Regions from separate parts of the Homo sapiens genome. Here regions 2, 3, 4 and 5 are each linked to region 1. A link is an interaction called in ENCODE POLR2A ChIA-PET data of the cell type or tissue named here. Cell type or tissue: HepG2. All regions are shown on one strand. Links, peaks and the distances in the headings refer to the core of each region. The heading gives the core; the rest is flanking DNA. Region 1 overlaps MYH9 (myosin heavy chain 9). Region 2 has its middle 35 kb from the start of MYH9-DT. Region 3 has its middle 46 kb from the start of TXN2. Region 4 overlaps LOC124905111 (a long non-coding RNA gene). Region 5 overlaps MYH9-DT (MYH9 divergent transcript).

Region 1 (4,568 bases), core at 140-4,139:
TTTTCCAGACAAACCCACAAATAAGTAAAAAGAGAAACGGAGGGAGGGAGGGAGAGTATTCTCTGGGAAAACAGGGAGAAATAAAAGATCCATATGATGTTTGTGGGGAAGGGGAGAAGGCAAATAATTGAGGCATTACATTTTGGGTTGAAAGAAGATGTTTTTGGTCAACCTATTTACTTTCAGTTTCATCATTTCCTGAGAGTCCTAATTTAGCCTCTGGTTGTGTCCCGCTCGATTATGGCCTAAAAAGGCAACTGCTTGGGTTTCTTGGAGTTGGACTGGCACCCGCAGGAAGCCGGCGGGAAGGAAAGCGCTGGGGGATGGCCTCAGCCTGATCCAATCTCATCTCCAGGGGCGAGAGCTGCTTGCTTCCTTCTGAACCTCTTGCTGGCCTGCCCATTCCCACAGGAGCTCGGGACTTTCTGAGCCACGGAGATCTTTCCTCTGTGTGTGTGTGTGTGTGTGTGTGTGTGTGTGTGTGTGTGTGTGTTTTGTTTTTTGTTTTTTTGTTTTTTTAAGTGGTAGATGATGATGCTGGTTGGTTGCTTTCACATGTACATCCTGCTCAAATGGCAGTGCATGTCGATTCAGCCCTTTTGGAAAACAATTGGATGGGACATCCCAGGACTGTAGAAGTGTTTGTATGTTCTTTTCTCCCGTAACTCCACTCCTGGGAATGTATCTCAAGGTGGTGGTACACTACGGCCGGGTGCGGTGGCTCACGCCTGTAAGCCCAGCACTTTGGGAGGCCGAGGCAGGCAGATCACCTGAGGTCAGGAGTTTGAGACCAGCCTGGCCAACATGGTGAAACCCCATTTCTACTAAAACTACAAAAATTAGCTGGGCGTGGTGGCGGATGCCTGTAATCCCAGCTACTCGGGAGGCTGCAGCGGAGAATCGCTTGAACCTGGGAAGCGGAGGTTGCAGTGAGCTGAGATCACGCCACTGCACTCCAGCCTGGGTGATAGAGCGGGACTCCATCTCAAAAAAAAATAAAGATGGTATACTAGATAAGAGGGTAAAAAAACCTTATAAGTGGTCCTTAAAAAAGAAAAAAACACTTGAGAATATTGAGAATATGCTGCAGCCATTAAATGTTGGACAGTGAGGCCTTGGTGTCAGGAGTTCTGGGTTCAGGTCCTCATTCCCCAGCTTGTGTGACCGAGTAGAGTTACTTTCTCTCAGGGCCACCACTGCATCATCTGTAAAATGGGTTGGATAAAATTGATTAACAAGCAAATCTGAGGCTGGGTGTGGTGGCTCACACCTGTAATCCCAGCACTTTGGGAGGCCAAGGCAGGCAGATCACATGAGGTCAGGAGTTTGAGACCAGCCAGGCCAACATGGTGAAACCCCGTCTCTACTAAAAATACAAAAAATTAGCCAGGCGTGGTGGCACACGCCTGTAGTGCCAGCTACTCGGGAGGCTGAGGTGGGAGAATCGCTTGAACCCAGGAGATGGAGGTTGCAGTGAGCCGAGATCGTGCCATTGCACTCTAGCCTGGGTGACAGAGCAAGACTTCATCTCAAAAAACAAAAACCAAGCAAATCCTAGCCCTACAGGAAAATAGTCACAGTAAGTAAGGAAAATACAAAATCTGAAACTCTGTCCTCTGCCTGATAGTTAAAAATCAAGTGTTTCCATGAGCCAGGTCCAGAAAGGACCACGAAAAGAAAGAGAAAACTGATTTTGCAAGGCGGGGAGAGGCGGTGGGGGGAGTTCAGGAATTTAGGGGATTATTTTTCTTTTATTTTCAAAAACTTTTTTATTATGGGCAGTTTTAAAAAGTTTCACCTGGGCACAGTGGCTCATGCCTGTAATCCCAGCACTCTGGGAGTCCAAGGCGGGCAGATCACCTGAGGTCAAGAGTTCAAGACCAGCCTGACCTAAAACCCCATCTCTACTAAAAATACAAAAATTAGCCGGCTGTGGTGGTGGGCGCCTGTAGTCCCAGCTACTCGGAAGCCTGAGACAGGAGAATTGCTTGAATCTGGGAGGTGGAGGTTGCAGCGAGCTGAGATCTTGCCATTGCACTCCAGCCTGGGCAACAGAGTGAGTCTCTGTCTCAAAAAAAAAAGTTTCAAAGAGGCTGTTTAACAGCCCCAGGACAGAGTAGGAAGGAGTGGCTGCACGCTGGCTGCTGTGTTTGATAGACTACCTCCCGGGTATCCCGCTGTCGTGCCCCTTATTGAATTTTTAGCAGCTCTTTACTATCCCCCATTCATAAATGAGGCATATGGATTATAGATAAGGTGGTTTAACCCACATGCATCCTGGAGAGGTCTGAGTATTAACCTGACTGAACACACTTATACACACACACACACACACACACACACACACGCCCCCAGAGGCACAGGATACGAGTGGAAACAGCAGCTCTGCTGCAGCCCTGTGGCTCCCCATCATTGAATGTGGCTGATCCTGCCCAGGTGGCCGAGGGGGCTTTCATAGAAACTCCACTGTTTATCCTGACCTTTGCGGCTCTCCCTGCCGGTCTAACCCGTGTATTGATCTTGGCGCCGCTGCTCACCCACGTCATTCTAGCAGAGTTGCTGAAACCAAATAGCCCTGTCCTTGGCCAGGCTGAGCAGAGCCCAGCCTTGCTTAATGAAAAGTTCTGGGAGGGAGGTGCCCAGCAAGCTGGGGCTCTGACCTTCAGCTGGAGCCTTGGTCCTTGGAGGCGGGGGGTGTCCCTGGTGGGATGCATTCTCTCTTCCTCTTGCAAGAACTGTGGCTTGGTGGCCAGGCCTCTGCTAGTCTTCAAGTGGACACCACTGGCCTGTGACTGTCCCCTGCCCTCCCACCAAAGCCTGAAAGTCGGACAGGGTGAGGTTCTGAGGGCAGTTGGTTGGGTGGAATTCCTCCCCGCCAGCTGGTGTGATGTTTGTGACCCTCCAGAGCGGATTTCCAGGGCAGTCTGAGTGCCTGGGCCCTGCAGCCTGAGGGTGCCCATGGGCTGCCGAGAAGCCAGGCTACCAGATGGGTTCTTTGCTGTTAGGGTTGGCATTGCTGGGGCGAAGCAGCGTTTGAGGACGGTCAGAGCTCATTCTGCCACTGCTGATGGGCTGCAAGCTTGCGCCGACAGTAGCGGGCCGAGGGAGTAAATCTTGAGTTCTAACGTGCCTGCTTTTTGACGGGCCATGTGGTCCACACTGGGAAGGCTCACTCAGCCTTCCTGCCTACCTGATAACATCCGGCAAATATTTGTTGAACGCTCTGGAATGCATTCCTCTCCACTCCCCACATCACACTCAGCTCGTGGGGACAGTTAGGGCCCAGCTCCAGTGCCGGCCTGGCTTCCGAGGGACCCCAGGCACAATTGTTCTGGGAGGAGGCCAGGCACAGGAGCCAGGCGTCCCTGGGTTAGCGTCCCACTCCATGCCTGGGTTGGGCAACTCTGGGCAAGTGACTTGCCCTTTCTGAGTCTGTTTCCTAGTTTATGAATTGGGGATGATGAGACAGCTCTTTCCCAGGATGGTTGCCAGTTAGGTGAGGTGGTGAATAAACTGAGCGTGGTGCTGGGAGGTACTTAGTAACCATCCCCTGCCCCTTCTGCTCTCGGTAGGAGTCTCGTGAGGGGCACCGATGTCCTCAGATGCGTTCATTGGCGGGGTCAGCAACACACTTAGGGTTTGGGGGCATGGGGTTCAAGTGAGTCTCTCTGCTATTCATGGAGTTATCCTTTGTGGGTTTGAGGTCTATGAAAAGGCTGAGAACCCGCAGCCTGAGACCTGTGTTCTGTGATTGCTGCAAGGTCTTGAGCAGGGCAGGGGCGCGATGGGGAGACTTTGGGGAGCCTGGGTGCTGGGACCCTAGGGGTGCCTGTTGACTAGTTAGTGGTTAGACACATGGTAGGGAGAAAGAACAACTAGGATTTACCTGGCAGGGAGAAACCTTGGATTTGCTTGAATGGACTGGCCAGGGTGAAGTGCAGACAGCTGAAAATAAGCTGGTGGTGCCCTGGAGGCTGCTCCTGGTATAGACCCTAGACCTCAGACCCGCAGCAAAGACGAGGGGCGGCCAGGCAGTTCACAGCCACCGTTCCTGTCTTGTTTGCTCTGACTCATTCTGAGCCCGGCCTGCTCTCAGGGTGGTCCTTGCAGAGTGGATGTGCCCCCTGGCCCCCACAAGGGTCTGTGGGGTTTGCCTGTGTTGGGAAATGTCAACAGAGCCACCGGCCGGGGAAGCTGGTGATGCTGCCAAGCTCTGTTCCTGGGACTTGTGTCCCTCCTGGCGAAAGGGAGCCAGCAAAAAGGTTTTTTCCTGGAAAACCGCCCCTTCTGGAGTGAGTCCAGGGGAGCCCCTTGGCCTTGACTGAAAACCACTAATGAGCCCAGATGAAAAGTTCTGGTCAGCCTAGATTTTTCCCTTTGTTCTTTCCCTCCCATGCCCCCAGCCTCCTTGGGATCCAAGTCCCTCTTGGAATCTGGAAGCACAAAAGCCCATGGTGTTCCGTGTTTGGATCTGGGGACTTCCTGGATTGCAGGGGCCTGAGGGGAGGGGGCTTGATCTCATAGAGGGAAAAAAAACCTTCCTGATCTTCCTTGATTTCCCAGCGGGA
Region 2 (4,568 bases), core at 423-4,422, 70 kb before region 1:
TCTCACTTTCTTTCTCTTTTTGTCTCTCTCTTTCTGTTTTTCTTTCTTCTTTTTTTGTTATGTTAGAGTCTTCTGAAATCTTTGTTTCTCTCTTTCTTTCTCTTTCTTCCTCTCTCTCCCTCTCCTTCCTTCCTTTCTTTTCTTTTTTCTTTCTTTCTTTCTTTTCCTTGCCTTGTGAATCAATTTCTCTCTCCCTCCCTCCCTCCCTCCTTTCTTCCTTTTTTTCTTTCTTTTTAAGATAGAGTCTTGCTCTGTCCCCCAGGCTGGAGTGCAGTGGTGTGATCATAGCTCACTGTAGCCTAGCCTCAACCTCCTGGGCTGAAGCAATTCTCCCACCTCAACTTCCTGAATAGCTGGGACCACAGGCGTGCTCCACCATACCCAGCTAATTTTTTTTTATTATTATTATTTTTGTAGAGACAGGGTCTCGCCATGTTGCCCAGGCTGGTATCAAACTCCTGGGTTGAAGGGATCCTGCTACTTTGGCCTCCCAATGCGCTGAGTTTACAGGCGTGAACCACTGCACATGGCCAAAAACAAAGTTTTTAAACAGTGCCTCAAATCTTATTGGAGTGGCACAATTCACACGCAAGATGCTAAGGAACAACAAGCAGAGGATAAAACCAAATGGTAGGAGGAGAGAGTGCTGGAGCAGGGAGGAGCCACGTGGTGTTCAGGGTAGGCATCCCTGAGAAGGGGTGTTACTGAATTACATCCGTAAACTTAAGTGTGTTAATCAGGACTTTATCTTTTGCAAATGACAGAAACTTGACTCAGTTGGCTTAAAGAAACTGAAATTTAAGCAGGGCACGATGACTCACACCTGTATCCCAGCACTTTGGGAGGCTGAGGCGGGTGGATCACCTGAGGTCAGGAGTTCAAGACCAGCCTGGCCAACATGGAGAAACCTCATCTCTACTAAAAATACAAAAATTATCCAGGGATGGTGGTAGGAGCCTGTAATCCCAGCTACTGGGGAGGCTGAGGCAGGAGAATCACTTGAACCCAGGAGGCGGAGGTTGCGGTGAGCCAAGATCGCGTCACTGCACTCCAGCCTGGGCAACAAGAGTGAAACTCCGTCTCAAAAAAAAAAAAAAAAAAACCCCATCTGTTATTTGTGATTTTCCTCAGTGCCCAGCCCAGCTCCTGCACATAGTAGGCCCTCAGCGATAGTTGGTTGGATTGAATTGTCAAACTGGATGACATATCCACTCTGTCATTCATTCCCTCATTCATTCATTCATTCAACAAGCAAAGCCTGAGCTCCTGCCATTCATCAGGCCCTGTGCCAGGCTCTGGGACACAATGTGGAATAAGGACAGGGCTTTGCCCCCCAGAAGCCTTTGGAATAATAACTTGCAGCTGAATTGCACGATTGTTTATGGTTTGTGGTTCATGAAGCTCTTTCACATATCCTGTCCCATGATCTTGATGTGTGGATGTTGTTGAAGAAATTCAGGAGGAAATTCTGAAGAAGTTCAGGATAAAGACTCTTGGGTGAGGCCATGCCGTAAGTCAGCAGCTGGACTCCCTTCCCAGTGCCCACTCCCTAGGAACAGGCTGCCCACTGTGCATCGGGCCTGAATCGCAGGACACTGCATGGAGCTCCTTCCCTCGTCCGGCTCAGAGTTTGGAAGGTGTCCTGCAGTGGCCCTGGCAGAGCCGGGATGTCATCCTTGGAGGAGTTGCTTGGGGCCGTGGGCCTGGGAAAGGCCTGACGTGTATCCTCTGCCTCCACCACAGGCCTGATAAGAAAGTGACCACAATCCCTTTTGGGCTACTTTCTTGGTCAAAAGAGGAACATAGTCTTGGGTGAAAAGGGAAGATATGGAGAGCACTGCAACTGAGCAACCTGGTCACCATGGAGGATGGGACAGAGCACTGTCAAGTCAGGGTCCCACCACCGGGTGTCTCAGCTCATGAGCTTCCCTCTCTAGTTGGGCTTTTCTGTTTAGTCCCTTCCTTCCCCACCCTACTCGCCCAACCTAACCATGTTTTGGTCAATCCTTTCCTTGTTAAAGTATCCTATTGAGGCCAGACACTGTGGCTTACGGCTGTAATCCCAGCACTTTGGGAGGCCGAGGCGGGTGGATCACCTGAGGTCAGGAGTTCAAGACCAGCCATGACCAACATGGTGAAACCTTGTCTCTACTAAAAATACAAAATTAGCTGAGTGTGCTGGCACACGCCTGTAATCCCACCTACTTGGGAGACTGAGGCAGGAGAATTGTCTGACTCCGGGAGGTGGAGGTTGCAGTGAGCCAAGATCGCAGCATTGCACTTCAGCCTGGGCAACAAGAGCAAAACTCCATCTCAATAAATAAATAAATAAAAATAAATAAACAAATAAATAATAAAGTAATCTATTGCTCAAGGCCCATGTGCAGGCCCACCCCTGGGGAAGGCCCCTGCACAGCTCAGCCCTCACTGACCCGCCTTGCACAGCTCAGCCCTCACTGACCCGCCTGCCTCCTGGGACCATAGCTGGTACTTGTTTTGCATTTGGGGATCCTAACTTGGTTTGAAGCAGAAGCAGATCAGAGACAAAAATTTGAGTACATGTGGTTGATTTGGACTGTGATCCCAGGCAACTTAGATAAGGGAGTGGGTGAGTGAGACAGAGAAGGGAAGCAGGAGCTATCTACCTAGTGAACGGGACCTCCCAGTTATTTGCCCAAGCGTTGAGCGAGCACAGGCTAAGTTGAGAGCTGCTCCCAAAGGGCATTACGTCCTCAGCACTTGCAGCCTCCTGAGCTCGAGTCGAGCCCTTCAGCAAAGTGTCACCGGTGCTGGCAGATGTAAGTCCCACCAGGGTTCAAAATACTGGAGTCCTAACAGTGCCGGCTTCTAGCCTAAGATTTTTTTTTTGCACAAAGGGTTTCACTGTGAAACATACATGTTTGAAAACCTATGTCGTAAGGCAACAACACCCATTTCGCAGACGTGCTAGTAGAATCCTAGAGGTGACAAGGGATTTGCCTCAGGCTTGCCAGCGAGTTAAGAAAAGAATCAAGAGTAGAAGCCAGAAACTAGGTCTGCAGTCTGGGTGTCCAGCACTTTTTTATTTTTTATTATTTATTTATCTATTTATTTTTTGAGACAGAGTTTTGCTCTTGTTGCCCAGGCTGGAGTGCAGTGGCACGATCTCGGCTCACTGCAACCTCCGCCTCCCAGGTTCAAGCGATTCTCCTGCCTCAGCCTCTCAAGTAGCTGGGATTACAGGCATGAGCCACCACACCTGGCTAATTTTGTATTTTTAGAAGAGAAGGGGTTTCTCCATGTTGGTCAGGCTGGTCTTGAACTCCCAACCTCAGGTGATCCGCCCACCTTGGCCCCCCAAAGTGCTGGGATTACAGGCGTGAGCCACTGCGCCCGGCCTATTTTTATTTTATTTTTATTTTTTTCAGCCTTGCTGAGGTTCTCTGCAAAGTGCTTTTTGGAGGAAAAAAAATTATTATTATTATTATTATTTTTTAATTTTTTTTTTTTTAGATGGAATCTCGCTCTGTCGCCCAGGCTGGAGTGCAGTGGCACGATCTCAGCTCACTGCAAACTCCGCCTCCTGGGTTCACACCATTCTCCTGCCTCAGCCTCCTGAGTAGCTGGGACTACAGGCACCTGCCACCACGCCCAGCTAATTTTTTGTATTTTTAGTAGAGACGCGGTTTCACTGTGTTAGCCAGGATGGTCGCTATCTCTTGACCTTGTGATCCGCCTGCCTCGGCCTCCCAAAGTGCTGGGATTACAGGCGTGAGCCACTGCGCCTGGCCCCTGGCTGATGCCCTCAAGAGCATCAACAATGCCAAAAAGAGAGGCAAACGCCAGGTGCTTATTAGGCCATGCTCCAAAGTCATCGTCCGATTTCTCACTGTGATGATAAAGCATGATTACACTGGCGAATTTGAAATCATTGATGGTCACAGAGCTGGGAAAATTGTTGTGACTGTCACAGGCAGGCTCAACAAGTGTGGAGTGATCAGCCCCAGATTTGATGTGCAACTCAAAGATCTAGAAAAATGGCAGAATAATCTGCTTCCATCCCGCCAGTTTGGTTTCATTGTACTGACAACCTCAGCTGGCATCATGGACCATGAAGAAGCAAGACAAAACCACACAGGAGGGAAAATCCTGGGATTCTTTTTCTAGGGATGTAATACACATATTTACAAATAAAATGCCTCATGGAAAAAAAATCTGTAGAGATAGGGTCTCATTATGTTTCTCAGGCTGGTCTCAGAATCCTGGTCTCAAGCAATCCTCCCACCTTGGCCTCCCAAAGCCCTGGCATTAGAGGCATGAGCCACCATGCCCAGCACTAAGCATTTCTCACAAACAACTTTAAGTCCTAGGAGGCAGGCACTATTATTTTCCCCACTTTACACATGAGGAAACTGAGGCTTCCAGCAGACACTTGACAGTTAGTGGTTCTGTGTAAGTCCCAACAGGAGACTTTTGGTTAGAATAATTCAAAGGTACATGGCTTCTGTTTTATCTCAAATTAAAAAATAATAACAGGCTGGGTGTGGTGGCTCATGCCTATAATTCCAGCACTTTGGGAGGCCGAGGCG
Region 3 (4,568 bases), core at 144-4,143, 83 kb before region 1:
AAAAGAAGCCAGGCACTGTGGCTCACACCTGTAATCCCAGCACTTTGGATGGCCGAGGCAGGAAGATGCTTGTGTCCAGGAGTTCGAGATCAGCCTAGGTAACAAAGTGAGACCTCATCTCTACAAAAAATAAATCAAAACTAGCTGGGCATGGTGGCATGAGCCTGAGGTCCCAGCTACTTGGGAGGCTGAGGTGGGAGGATGGCTCAAGCCTGGAAGGTCAAGGCTACAGTGAGCTGTGATTGTACCACTGCAGTCTAGCCTGGGTGACAGAGTGAGACCTTGTCTCAAAAAAAAAAAAAAAGAAAGAAAGAAAGAAATGAAAAGCCCATAGAGTGGCCAGGCGCAGTGGCTCACACCTGTAGTCCCAGCACTTTGGGAGGCCGAGGTGGGTGGATCACCTGAGGTCAGGAGTTCGAGACAGCCTGGCCAACATAGTGGAACCCCATCTCTACTAAAAATACAAACATTAGCTGGGCGTGGAGGCACGTGCCTGTAATCCCAGCTACTCAGGAGGATGGGCCAGGAGAATCGCTTGAACTCGGGAGGTGGAGGTTGCAGTGAGCCAAGATCAAGCCACTGTACTCCAGCCTGGGTGACAGAGCAAGACTCCGTCTTGGGAAAAAAATAAATAAATAAAAAGATCAGGCAGGGCACAGTGGCTCACGCCTGTAATCCCAGCACTTTGGGAAGCTGAGGCGGGTGGATCACTTGAGGTCAGGAGTACGAGAACAGCCTGGCCAACATGCTGAAACCTCGTCTCTACTAAAAAAATAAATAAATAAATACAAAAATTAGCTGGGCGTGGTGGCGCATGCCTGTAGTACCAGCTACTCATGAAGCTGAGGCAGGAGAATCACTTGAACTCGGGAGATGGAGGTTGCAGTGAGCCGAGATTGCGCCACTGTACTCCAGCCTGGGCAACAGAGCGAGACTCTGTCTCAAAAAAAAAAAAAAAAAAAAAAGATCAGACCTATTCTCCTGAGCTGGACACTGAGAGGCAGACGGGTAAATCATTTTATTGTTTGCTGAGGTCCCCCAACCAGGAAGTGGTAGTGCTGGAATTTTAACCCAGATATATTTGACGCCAAGGCTCAAACTCTTTCCACTGGGATTATTAACCCTTATCAGTACATCTGTGCCATGTTTTCAGGTAAGAAAACTGAGTAGTGTGATAAGCCGTCTGCCTGTGACACTTTATTTTTTGTTTGTTTGAGACGGAGTTTCGCTCTTGTTGCCCAGGCTGGAGTGCAATGACATGATCTTGGTTCACCGCAACCTCTGCCTCCCAGGTTCAAGCAATTCTCCTGCCTCAGCCTCCCAAGTAGCTGGGATTACAGGCATGTGCCACCACGCCCTGCTAATTTTGTATCTGTAGAGATGGGGTTTCTCCTTGTTGGTCAGGCTGGTCTCAAACTCCCAACCTCAGGTGATCTGCCCACCTCGGCCTCCCAGAGTGCTGGGATTACAGGCGTGAGCCACCATGCCCGGCCTCCACTTTAGTTTTACAAGGGCCCAAAGCAGGAACAAACCTCCAGTCCTGTGGCCTACAGGATGACAGCCTAAGCCCTCCTATCCCCCACTTGACCTTCAATGCCCATAGGGAACCTGCCCCAGCCCATTTCTCATCTGCTGTTCTGGTCATCTTCCCAAAAGACCAACCCTTTCCTTGCCTCCATATTTCTACACTTTGACACTTTGGGTCAAGTGGAAAAAGTCTGGTGGAAGAACTAGTTCTAAATATCAGCTTAGTCACTTACTTGCTGTGTGACTATGGGCAAGCCACTTGACCTCTCTGAGTCTCACTTTGCTCAGCTGGAAAATGAGAAAAGATATGCCTAAGTCTTAGCACTTGTCTGATGATTAATATGCATAAGCTGAAGGAATGAAGGGGGGGTATTTATTGTGCCCCTGCCGCGTGCCAGACCCGGTGAGAGACACTGGCGACGCTGTGGTGAACCCGGCAGTCACAGTGGCTGCTTTTCTGGGGACTGTTCTTGAAGTGGAGGGTGTGATCTATTGCAGCAGGAGGTTGAGTAACTGAGCCTTTGTAACTGTGAGCAGGATTCCTCCTGAGCTGAAGATGAGTGCCTTAAGCCAGGTGTGAGGGTGGGGAAATACCCTAATTTGACAGACGAGGAAAGGAAACTTCCCGCACTCCGCTTTAAGTGGTGGGGCCAGGATTCAAACCCAGGGGCTGCTTTGATGGGCCACCCTGGTTTCCTCTTGCATCCGCACTGCTGAGCAGAGAGCCCGGCACCTAGCGGGATATCAAAGACACAGAGGCCGCCAGCAGTGAAAGCTGTGTTGAAAAGAAGCTAGAGGAAGCTGGTGAAAACCAGAGGTTAGGAGGTGGGGACAGGGAAGGCCGTGAAGGGAGGGGCCTTTTATTGACCAGCCAGCCCTCGGCCAGGTCCCTGCCTCAGACGTGCATGTTGGCAGGAAGAACCTGGCTGGGCATCTCTGTGACTGTGGTTGAATGAAGGAGCACCTGAGCCTTCCTTTTTTTCTTTTTTCTTTTTTTTTCTGAGATGGAATTGTGCTCTTGTTGCCCAGGCTGGAGTGCAATGGCGCGATCCCGGCTCACTGCAACCTCCCCCTCCCACGTTCAAGCAGTTCTCCTGCCTCAGCCTCCTGAGTAGCTGGGATTACAGGCATGTGCCACCACGCCCGGCTAATTTTGTATTTTTAGTAGAAACAGGGTTTCTCCATGTTGGTCAGCCTGGTGTTGAACTCCCAACCTTAGGTGATCCGCCTGCCTCGGCCTCCTAAAGTGCTGGGATTACAGGCGTGAGCCACTACGCCTGGCGCACCTGAGTCTTTCTAGTCCAGGCTGAGCTCTGGGCCGTTCAGCGCTTCTCAAACCCACAGCAGTGCCTCATTGCAAGAGGAGCTGGTGGGATACAGGAGAAAGTGGGGAGGGAAAAGGCGGGTCAAGGAACTGAACTAGAGGCTCACTCGACAGTTCTCCAGGTCTTTGTTGTTTACTGAAGGAACCTTATGAACGTGGCCTTCGCACTCCCTGCTCTGTCTGTGTTTGTTTTAATATAACCGATTCCCTCCCCTCTTGCCAACAAAGGGTTGGAGTAAAACTGACTGCATAGAGCCTGCCTAACTGTGCACTGTCCCTCGCTGTGGACTCTGCACCCCTAGCGCAGGAGGGTCCCAGGGCTCCAGGGGCGAGGCCCCACAGGCACCCCCTTCCCTCCACACAGCCGGTCTTTCCCTCCTCCATTCTCAGACCTCACCCTCCCCACATGTCATAAAGGTCCTGTGCCCTGACCTCACTGAGTCACCTGTTTCTCTGTATCTCTATGTTTCTGTGGCTGCTTCTACCCCTAGACAGTGGCCTCCAACACTTAATTATGGTGGGCAGGGCCACGGTCTGCCTCCCTCGGTGTCCTCAGCACAGCAGGCCTAGCCTGGGTAGGTGGACCCTGGGAAAAGAAATGAGTGAATGAGGCCGGGCGCGGTGGCTCACGCCCGTAATCCCAGCACTTTGGGAGGTCGAGGAGGGCAGATCGCTTGAGGCCAGGAGTTTGAAACCAGCCTGGCCAACATGGTGAAATCCCGTCTCTGCTAAAAATACAAAAACTAGCCAGGCGTGGTGGCTCACGTTTGTAACGCCAGCTGCTCGGGAGGCTGAGGCAGGAGAATCGCTTGAACCCGGTAGGCGGAGGTTGCAGTGAGCCGAGATCGCGCCACTGCACTCCAGCCTGGGCAATAGAGCGAGACTCCATTTCAAAAGAAAGAAAGGAAAGAAAAGAATGAAAGAAAGAAAGAAAGAGAAAAAGAAAGAAAGAAGAAAGAAAGAAAGAAAGAAAGAAAGAAAAAAGAAAGAACGAAAGAAAGAAAAGAGAAAAAGAAAGAAAGAAGAAAGAAAGAAAGAAAGAAAGAAAGAAAGGAAGGAAGGAAGGAAGGAAGGAAGGAAGGAAGGAAGGAAGGAAGAAAGAAATGAGTGAATGAACAAATGGAAGGGCAGTAGGCCCTCTGGGGCTGCGGTGAGCCAGATAATGACCCAAAGATGTCCATGTCCTGATCCCGCAAACCTGCAAATGTGTTAACCTACATGGCAAAAGGGACTTTGCAGATGTGACGGAGTTAGGAATCTGGAGATGGGAAGAAATTCCACCTACGGCCAGCGGCTTCAGTCCCTGCCTGAGCCCCAGCCCGCCCCTCCCGCTGGCCTGCCTGCACCTGTCAGCCTTTCCCAGCCAGCCCCACAATCACATGTGCCAATTCCTTGCAATCTATCTGTCCATCTTTATCTCTGCCTCTATATTTCCTCCAGGTTCTGTTTCTCTGGTTAAGCCCTGACTGATACAGGAGCCCAGGAGATTGGCCTCCTGGGTCTGTATTTGGGAGACCACTCAGAATGTGGCGGAGGTGGGTAGGGGAGAGCCGGCCCAGGAATAGTCCGGGGAGTCTGGTGCCCTTCAGTTGGAGCCTGTGTTGCACCCACATCTCCAGGGCCAGGAGGCTGGTCCTGTTGACCTTGGCTGTGGGCCCAGTGGAGGTGGAGTGCAGGCCCCCACAGGCAGCTGAGCAAACAGGGGAGTGGGGGCTGG
Region 4 (4,568 bases), core at 300-4,299, 98 kb before region 1:
CCCCTGATTTCCAGATCCCCACTCCAGGCATCCACCCGAACACCAGAACCTGAGGATTTTCTAAACTATGAATCTGACTGCTTATCTCTTTCCTGTTTAAACCCTCCTACCGGCCTGGCGCGGTGGCTCACACCTGTAATCCCAGGACTTTGGGAGGCCGAGGCAGGAGGATCACTTGAGGTCAGGAGTTCGAGACCAGCTTGGCCAGCCTGGTGAAACCCCATCTCTACTAAAAATACAAAAATTAGCCGGGCATGGTGGCGAATGCCTGTAATCCCAGCTACTCGGGAGGCAGGAAAATCGCTTGAACCCGGTGGGCAGAGGTTGCAGTGAGCTGAGATCGCACCACTGCACTCCAGCTTGGGTGACAGAGTGAGACTCCATCTCAAAAAATTAATTGATTAATAAATAAGTTAATTAAATAAAATAAACCCTCCGACTTTTCCCCAGTGCCTGCAGGAGAAAGACCCAGGCCACAGGTGCCCTCCAGGTTCTGGGGTCACAGACCTCTGGGCTCTTCTACCACTTCCTTCTTTCACTTTACTCTCAGGCCAGCCTGAACCCTTTGCAGTTTCCTGAGTACACATTCAGTAAATATTTATTGTGTTAGGATGCCACACCAGGAATCCTGCTCAGCAGTGGTGAGCAGCCCAGCAGGCATGGTCCCTGCCCTCAATACATAAATGTAAAATAAAATTTTTCCTTTCCCTCTCTTTTTTTTTTTTTTTTTTCGAGACAGGGTCTCACTCTGTCACTGAGGCTGGAGTGTGGTGGCACAATCATGGCTCACTGCAGCCTTGACCTCCTAGGCTTAAGCAATCCTCCCACCTCAGCCTCCCGAGTAGCTGGGACCACAGGCATGGGTTACCACACCTGGCTAATTTTTGTATTTTTTGTAGAGACGGGGTTTTGCCATGTTGCCCAGGCTGATCTCAAACTCTTTGGCTCAAGCGATCCACCTGCCTCAGCCTCCCAAAGTGCTGGGATTATAGACTTCAGCCACTCGCCAGGCGAATGTTTCTTCTCATGTGGCATGTGCTGTGGAAGACCTACACGGTACCAACAGAGTTTTTGCCTTTTGCCTGGAAGAACCCCCCCTACCCCACTCAGCCCTGCTCTAGACCTCTGCTTGGTGACCCTGTCACCAGCCTCTTAGATGCCTGTACAGTGTCATCAGCTCCGAAGGTCCCCCTTGCATGTGCCTTTATTGGGGCTGTTATCACCCTGGGGTGGGGATTTGCACACCTGGCTCCCACATTTGACCACTTTCCTTGGGGAAAGTGGACTTATTCTGGTGGTCTGATGTCCCCAGTGGCTTGTGAGGTACACAGCACCTAGTAGGTGCACAGCAAGCCTCTGCTCCAGGACCCCATCCCCATGAATCCATGGCTCAGTCACACATTTTCTTGATTCATCCATTAAATCAGAGGGGCCAACTTCCCCTCCCTCTGCCAGACCCTGATACAGACCAATTGATTCAGAGGGTAAAGGGGTCGTCCTGCCTGGCTCCTCAGGGTTGCAGAAGATATGACTGGCAGAGAAAGTGACTTTTTTTTTTTTTGAGACAGAGTCTACCTCTGCCTCCCACGCCGCAGTGCAATGGCTCAATCTTGGCTCACTGCAACCTCCGCTTCCCAGGTTCAAGCAATTCTCCTGCTTCAGCCTCCTGAGTAGCTGGGACTACAGGCACGTGCCACCACACCTGGCTAATTTTTGTATTTTTAGTAGAGACGGGGTTTCACCTGTTGGCCAGGCTGGTCTCAAACTCCTGACCTCAGGTGATCTGCCTGCCTCGGGGCCTCCCGAAGTGCTGGGATTATAGACCTGAGCCACCGCGCCTGGCCAGAAGTGATATTTGAACAGGACCTCCTTGGGTGAAGGAAGTGTTGGGCATCAGGCCGAGAGAGGCGGAGTTTGAAATAACTGAAGAGGTGTGAACATGGGCAGCTGCTGGGGTGGGGCCCCCCCGAGGGTGTGTCCCCAGTGTGTGGTCGGAAGTGCGGGCCAGGAGCTGAGGAAGGCAGTGAGCTCCGCAGGACGGAAGGGCCTTGTGTGCTGGTTCACTTCCCCCTGTTGGGGAACAAAGGCTTACGACGCATGAGCCAAGACAGTGAGTGACATTTCAAGGTTTTGTGACTGTGACCCAGAGTAAGAAATACATTACATCACAACCTGGCAGAGCGTGCAACATGGAAACAAGAGTTTCATGAGACAGTTTGCTTTTTTTGTTTTTTCTTTTTTAAAGAGACAGGATCTCACTCTCACCCAGGCTGGAGTTCAGTGGTGCCTCAACCTCCTGGGCTCCAGTGATTCTCCTGCCTCAGCCTCTCAAGTAGCTCTGGTTGCAGGCACCAGCCACTGCACCAGGCCATTTTGACCATTTTATTTTATTGTATTTATTTTGTTTTTCAGAGTTGGGGCCTTGCTCTGTCACCCAGGCTGCCGTACCATGGCACGATCATGGCTCACTGCAGCCTTGAACTCCTGGGCGCAAGCAATCCTCCCGCCTCAGCCTCTGGAGTAGCTAGGACTATAGGCACACACCACCATACCCGGCTAATTTTTTCTTTCTTTCTTTTTTTTTTTTTTTTTGTAGGAATGGGGCCTCACTGTGTTGCCTAGGCTGATTTTAACTCCTAGCCTCAAGCAGTCCTCCTGCCTTGGCCTCCTAAAATGCTGGGATTAGAGGCATGAGCCACCACACAGCCAAGACAGTTTGCTATTACTACCCAGGATGTGCTCTGAGATTTTCCCTTCTATTTTATCATCGTCATTATTAAATCCTTATTTGCGGCCAGGCACGGTGGCTCACGCCTATAATCCCAGCAGTTTGGGAGGCCGAAGTGGGCAGATTGCCAGAGCTCAGGAGTTCAAGACCAGCCTGGGCAACATGGTGAAACCCCGTCTGTACTAAAATACAAAATATTAGCCAGGCATGGCGGAGTACACCTGTAGTCACAGTTACTTGGGAGGCTGAGGCAGGAGAATTGCTTGATCCCAGGAGGTGGAGGTTGCAGTGAGCCAAGATCACACCACTGCACTCCAGCCTGGGTGACAGAGTGAGACTCCATCTCAAAAAAAAATTCTGATTTACTCAGAGTACCGACTTAATTAATTTCAAGATCCACCAGTGGGTCATGACTTACAATTTTTTGGTTTTTGGTTTTTGGTATTTTTTTGAATAGAGACGAGTTCTCCTATGTTGCCCAGGCTGGTCTTGAACTCCTGGGCTCAAATGATCTTCACGACTCAGCCTCCCATAGTGCTGGGATTACAGACATGAGCCGCCGCACCCAGCCATACCTGAAGTTTTAAAAAGGGATTCGAGATGGGCACAGTGGCTCACGCCTGTAATCCCAGCGTGTTGGGAGGCCGAGGCGGGTGGATCATTTGAGTTCATGAGTTCGAGACCAGCCTGGCCAACATGGTGAACCCTCGTCTCTTCTAAAAAATAGAAAAATTAGCCGGGCGTGGTGGTGCACGCCTGTAATCCCAGCTAATCGAGAGGCTAAAGCAGGAGAATTGCTTGAACCCTGGGAAGTGGAGGTTGCAGTGAGCCGAGATAGCGCCACTGCACTCCAGCCTGGGTGATGGAGCGAGACTTCATCTCAAAAAAAAGAAGGGATTCCTCTAAGCATCCTTCCACTCCAGGCATAATGGTCTGGTGGTGGTTCAAAAGGTATTTTAGCTTTTAGAATTCTGGGAGATAGATCTTCACAGCTATTTTAACTTGCAAAGCAGCCTGAGGGGATGGGGCAGGTCCCTTCTCCCCCTCCAACTCCCCACCATCAGAATACCCCATGGCTGCCCAGTTGGTTCCCAGGTCAGTCTGAGATCCAAACAAAAGGGGAGGAAGCAACCTCAGGACGTTTCCCGTCACCCTGTTTCCCATCACCCCCAGCTCCGGGAAGTCCCCACGTGGCAACCAGTTCCCTTGCCAGGCTGGCTTCGGATGCCACCATCCCTGGGAGGGGGTTGTGGAGGAAAGAAGGGTGGTTGAGGGCCCAGCTGGGTTCTGGCCTCTGTCCCACCATGAGGGGCCAATTCCCTTTGTGTAGGGGACGGCTCTTGCCTGCTCTGCCTGCCTGCCTGTAGGCCTGGCACTCAGCAGAGGGTGGATCCACGGCTCAGAATCCCCACCTCCACCCCCACCCAAGCCTCTGTCCAAGTTCCTCTTCTGTCTGGGGTCTCTGAGGCCCCTGGAGAGATTGGAGAAACCCGGAATGGTGGGGGCGCTACCAACTCATAACCTTTGGCTCTTATAACATTGGATGGAATCCAACCCCCTCATTTTAGAGAGGTGGAAGCTGAGGCCCAGAGATGGGAAGGCGCTCACTCACGATTACACAGGAGTTGGTCTCAGAGTGATTGCAGAAGACACAGGTCTCCTGACTCCAAATCCAGTGCTCCACGTTGGGGGCTGCTAGGGAAGGGAAATGTTCTGTCCGGGAGAAACTGGACAGCCCAGGGGGCCTGCGTCGTGGCTGTGCTTCTGCCGGCCCCTTTCTGTGGACCTGCCATAGTTCCTGCCCTACCTGGTGTATAAAACAAGGATATGGGGCTGGCGA
Region 5 (4,568 bases), core at 159-4,158, 57 kb before region 1:
CACTCTCACTCAGACTGGTGTGCAGGGGTGTGATTATAGCTCACTGCAGCCTCCAACTCCCAGGCTCAAGCGATCCTCCCACCTCAGCCTCCCAAGTAGCTGGGACTACAGGTGCATGCCACCATGCCCAGCTAATTTTTAAAAAATTTTTTGGTAGAGACAAGGTCTTGCTTTGTTGCCCAGGCTAGGTAAAAAAGAATATATTCTCATAATACCAATTCAGCAGGTGAAATCATCCGTCCAAGGTCACACAGTAAATAAAAGGCCCAGCCAGGGCCAAGGTCATGCTTTTTCCAGTGTGCTGGCTGCCTCACCATACCACTAACTAACATTGGTGTAATGTTTTTCTGTTTATAAACGTGTCATAAGTCATTTACAACTCATGACAATCCTATGTGGCAGGCAGGGCAAACAATATCGTATCCAGAAGACAGCTGATGAGATGAAACCAGCTTCCAGGAGGTGCCATGGTTCTGCTACCACACGTGGCCTGGCTTTGTGCCAAGTGCTTTGAAAACCTTAACTCAGGCTGGGCACAGTGGCTCACACTTGTAATCCCAGTACTTTGTGGGGCTCAGGTGGGAGGATTGCTTCAACCCAGGAGTTCAAGACCAGCATGGGCAACACAGTAAGAACCCAATTTCTCTTTGTTTTTTGTTTTGTTTTTTTTTTTGAGACGGAGTCTCGCTCTGTCTCCCAGGCTGGAGTGTAGTGGTGCGATCTTGGCTCACTGCAAGCTCCGCCTCCCGGGTTCACGCCTTTCTCCTGCCTCAACCTCCCCAGTAGCTGGGACTACAGTTGCCCACCACCACACCCGGCTAATTTTTTTTTCTTTTTTTTATATTTTTAGTAGAGACGGGGTTTCACTGTGTTAGTCGGGATAGTCTCAATCTCCTGACCTCGTGATCTGCCCGCCTCGGCCTCCCAAAGTGCTGGGATTACAGGTGTGAGCCACTGCGCCCAGCTAGTAAGACTCAATTTCTACAAAAATAAGAAAAAAATTAGCCAGGTGTGGTGGTGCATGCCTGTAGTTCCAGCTACTTGGGAGGCTGAGGCAGGAGGATCGCTTGAGCTTGGGAGGTTGAGGCTGCAGTCAGCTGTGTTTGTGCCACTGCACTCCAGCTTGGGTGACAGAGATCCTGTCTCAATCAATAAACCTTAACTCATTTAATCCTAACAACAGCCCATGGAATTCTTTACAGTTGAAGAAAGTGAGAATCAGAAGATAAAGTAAGTGATTTGCTTAAGGTTGGAACACAAGTAACTGGGAAAAGCAGGATTTGAATTCAAATCTGTCTAACCGAAGTGATACTCTTAACCACCAAGCACAATGGCTTGCAAAGACCCTCGTGTTTTCCATTTGACTAGCCATTGGTCCTCATATCGTAGCTGGGAGGGCAGTGTTATTATTCCTATTTTCCAGATGAGGAAAATGAGGCTTGGAAAGGTGACGCGGATTGCCCAAAGTCGCATAGCTAACAAGTGGTGGAGGCAGAACTTGGACTTGCCTCTTGTTCTCTGAGAGGCTCTGACCCCCAGCAGCGAGGCCTTGGCTCTCCTGCGGACGCCGAGTCCTTAACTCAGAGAAGCGTGGCTACATCTGCAGTGATTTCTCTGCGTTCACCGAGACTACGTGGGCACCGGGCACCTGGAGCTTGGCAGGAACTACGCGGAGGGAGGGAAGGGGTCAGCCCGGGGATCAGGCGACATGGCCTCCAGCTTCCGTGAAGCCTGAGCTTGTGTGATTACAGGGCCGTAGGCCTCGCTTCAGCAGTCTTGACGGCGGCTTGTTTCTCCGGCTTCTGGAATTTCAGTTCTTCCTGCCACAGCAGAAACGTGGCAGAGCTCCCAGAGCATCCTGAGAACGGGAACCTGGGCGACCTGCGGCGCCTCCGCAACCATTGGTTGTCGTGAGGCGCGGGGTCGTGTGTCAATTTGCATAACGTATTCGATAGGCTAATGAGACGGAAGTGGGCGTGCCCTGGCTAACCCACCTGTCCTTGGGTGGAGCGCGCAGGACTTCCGGGCAGGAAGGGTGGAGGGGCTACCTGGCTGCGGCGAGTGGGGCTGGGCAGGGGCCTGAAACTTCGCCGCCGCGCTCTCCGCTGCACCGCCCGTGTATGTAACCTGAAACGGCGGGTGTGAGGGACTCGCTGTAAACATGAATCGGCTGGAGCAGGACACAAAACATAAGGACGTTGGTTACTTCTCCGGGTGGGCAAATTTCCCTGGCGGGGGCCGTGAGAATACAAGTGGAAAGGAGATTTTCATTGTAAAATCTTTTATGCCCCAACTGAATCATGGGAGCCTATTAAAAGGCTATTATACATTAAAAGGCCGGGCGCGGTGGCCCACGCCTGTAATCCCAGCACTCTGGGAGGCCGAGGCTGGCGGATCACTTGAGGCCAGGAGTTCGAGACCAGCCTGGCCAACATGGCGAACCCCTGTCTCTACTAAAAAAAATTAGCCGGGCATGGCGGTGCGCGCCTCTAATCCCAGCTGCTTGGGCGGCTGAGGCAAGAGAATCGCTTGAACCTGGGAGGCGGAGGTTGCAGTGAGCTGAGATTGCACCACTGCACTCCAGCCTGGGCAATAGAGTGATACCCTGTCTCAAATAAATAAACACACGTGTGTTTTTATTATGTGTATATGTGTATATGGATAGATATAGATATTGATGATATATAGATACAGATTGCTCTTCTTAGGACACTATCAGAGACTTGTAAACTCCAAACAACCTGGCATTCAAAGCCCTCTGCAACCTGCCCTAGCCTCCTCCTCACCTGCTTATCAACCCTAAACCCAAAGCCACATGGATTGGTCTCCCTAACCCGGTTTTCTGCCCCTGGAAACAGCTTTGCCCTTGACTGCCCTTGCCATTCCTTCCACATGAGATTCTCTCTCTCATTATATTGCCACCTTTGAAGTTTCACCCAGCCTAAAGGGATCACTCAGAGGCCTCCTCGTCCCTGCCCAGAGGTCAGAACTGATCTCTGCCTTCCCTGTACTTCCAGGACAATTAGTTTGTACTTGTGTAAGAGTACTTCTTAGAATGTCACCAAGACAGTCCCCTACAGTCCCAGATGGTTCATCAGCACAGCTTCACAGCCTTGGCTCAGTGTCATTTATTGATTCAATAAACATTTTTTGTTTTTAATTTTTTAATTATTATTATTTTTGTAATTTTTAGTAGAGACGGGGTTTCACTGTGTTAGCCAGGATGGTCTCGATCTCCTGACCTCGTGATCTGCCTGCCTCGGCTTCCCAAAGTGCTGGGATTACAGGCGTGAGCCACTGTGCCTGGCCCATCAACAAACATTTATTAAATGCAGGGCTGTTGTAGGCACTGGAGATAGGGCAGGGGACTAACCCTAAAAGTTCCTGCCCTCCTGGAGTTTATGTTTTAGTGAAGACAAAGAGTAAATGGATAAAGCAACACAGTGTGCAATTTGTCAGGCCATGGCAAGGACATGAAGAAAACTAAAGCAAGGGAAGGGGCTGGGTGCATTGGCTCACACATGTAATCCCAGCACTTTGGGACATGGAGGAGGCAGATCACCTGAGGTCAGGAGTTTGAGACCAGCCTGGCCAACATGGTGAAACCTCGTTTTTACTAAAATACAAAAATTAGCCAAACCTGGTGGCAGGCGCCTGTAATCCCAGCTACTCAGGAGGCTGAGCCAGGAGAATCGCCTGGACCCGGGAGGCAGAGGTTGCAGTGAGCCGAGATCTCGCCACTGCACTCTAGCCTGGGCAACAAGAGTGAGACTCAACTGAAACAAAACAAAACAAAACAAAAACAACAAAAAAAAAAAAACAGGGAAAGAGGTCAGCCCTAGAGAGTGACGTTGGTTTTCATTTGGAGTAGGGCTTTAGCGATGGCGTCTTTGTGGAGGTGACATTTTAAGAGTGTTCTCAGTGAAATAAGAGAGGGTGCCATGTAGTAACTGGGACAACTGCTCCTGCTTGAGGGAGAGCAGGAGGAATAGCCATGTGCCTACTCAGTGCCCAGAAAATGGACAAGAAATTAAATTGGACAGTGGAGGAGGGGAGAGGAGATGGTCACTGGTCCAGACGTCTTAGATTCTCTAGGGGCGGCCAGCCTGGCCTCTACCCAGGAGACTGAGCTGTAACCAGTTAGCAAAGGGTTTAGAAGCCATATTTAGTGAGCTAGAGTTCTCTAGGGAGGCAGCGGGGGATTTCAGGAAAGAGAACCTGGCTGTGGGTTCTGGTCCCGGTTTTGGTCCCTGTCATTGTGACTTCAGGAGCCACTTCATCTCCCTGAATCTCAGTTTCTACCCTTTTAGTAGGGTTATAAAGCCCAGCTTGCTGGTGTATTGTAGGGACAATGATATTAAGAGCCACCATTTCTTTCTTTCTTTTTTTTTTTTTTTTTTGAGACAGAGTTTCACTCTTGTTGCCCATGCTGGAGTGCAGTGGTGCGATCTCAGCTCACTGTAACCTCCACCTCCCAGGTTCAAGCAATTCTCCTGCGTCAGCCTCTCAAGTAGCTGGGATTACAGGCATGCGCCACCATGCCCAGCTAATTTTTGTATTTTTAGTAG

What was found. Peaks named below come from ENCODE experiments on the same cell type or tissue, not always from the same donor. Only the 100,000 strongest peaks of a DNase experiment are listed, where the experiment ranks them.
Region 2: POLR2A ChIA-PET joins it to region 1 with 13 read pairs; 21 of 35 experiments call an interaction of 5 or more read pairs at or near these places.
Region 3: POLR2A ChIA-PET joins it to region 1 with 19 read pairs; 15 of 35 experiments call an interaction of 5 or more read pairs at or near these places.
Region 4: POLR2A ChIA-PET joins it to region 1 with 11 read pairs; 20 of 35 experiments call an interaction of 5 or more read pairs at or near these places.
Region 5: POLR2A ChIA-PET joins it to region 1 with 22 read pairs; 19 of 35 experiments call an interaction of 5 or more read pairs at or near these places.

What each region holds. Positions count from the first base shown.
Region 1 is chr22:36,350,882-36,355,449 of GRCh38, reverse strand. The region is part of intron 1 of MYH9 (myosin heavy chain 9); the gene reads left to right. Among named protein-coding and RNA genes, the nearest start is that of MYH9, 35 kb to the left of the region's middle. RefSeq lists enhancers at 294-794, 795-1,295, 1,745-2,474. In HepG2, for the core only: a CTCF peak has its summit at 288; DNase peaks (open chromatin) are centred at 2,529, 3,219 and 4,119; H3K4me3 peaks cover 1,667 bases.
Region 2 is chr22:36,420,848-36,425,415 of GRCh38, reverse strand. It overlaps the pseudogene RPS15AP38. Among named protein-coding and RNA genes, the nearest start is that of MYH9-DT, 35 kb to the right of the region's middle. In HepG2, for the core only: no CTCF peak of the experiment used is centred there; a DNase peak (open chromatin) is centred at 2,625; H3K4me3 peaks cover 525 bases.
Region 3 is chr22:36,433,429-36,437,996 of GRCh38, reverse strand. No RefSeq gene overlaps it. Among named protein-coding and RNA genes, the nearest start is that of TXN2, 46 kb to the left of the region's middle. RefSeq lists enhancers at 1,566-2,201, 2,223-2,352. In HepG2, for the core only: no CTCF peak of the experiment used is centred there; DNase peaks (open chromatin) are centred at 1,056, 2,306 and 3,166; H3K4me3 peaks cover 1,505 bases.
Region 4 is chr22:36,449,384-36,453,951 of GRCh38, reverse strand. All of the region lies in intron 1 of LOC124905111 (a long non-coding RNA gene), which reads left to right. Among named protein-coding and RNA genes, the nearest start is that of TXN2, 30 kb to the left of the region's middle. RefSeq lists enhancers at 1,438-1,941, 1,963-2,162, 1,942-2,446. In HepG2, for the core only: no CTCF peak of the experiment used is centred there; a DNase peak (open chromatin) is centred at 2,081.
Region 5 is chr22:36,407,586-36,412,153 of GRCh38, reverse strand. MYH9-DT (MYH9 divergent transcript) reads right to left here. Exons shown (of 3, transcript NR_183573.1): 3 at 1,153-2,127. Among named protein-coding and RNA genes, the nearest start is that of MYH9-DT, 21 kb to the right of the region's middle. RefSeq lists an enhancer at 2,387-3,007. In HepG2, for the core only: no CTCF peak of the experiment used is centred there; DNase peaks (open chromatin) are centred at 373 and 1,923; H3K4me3 peaks cover 1,460 bases.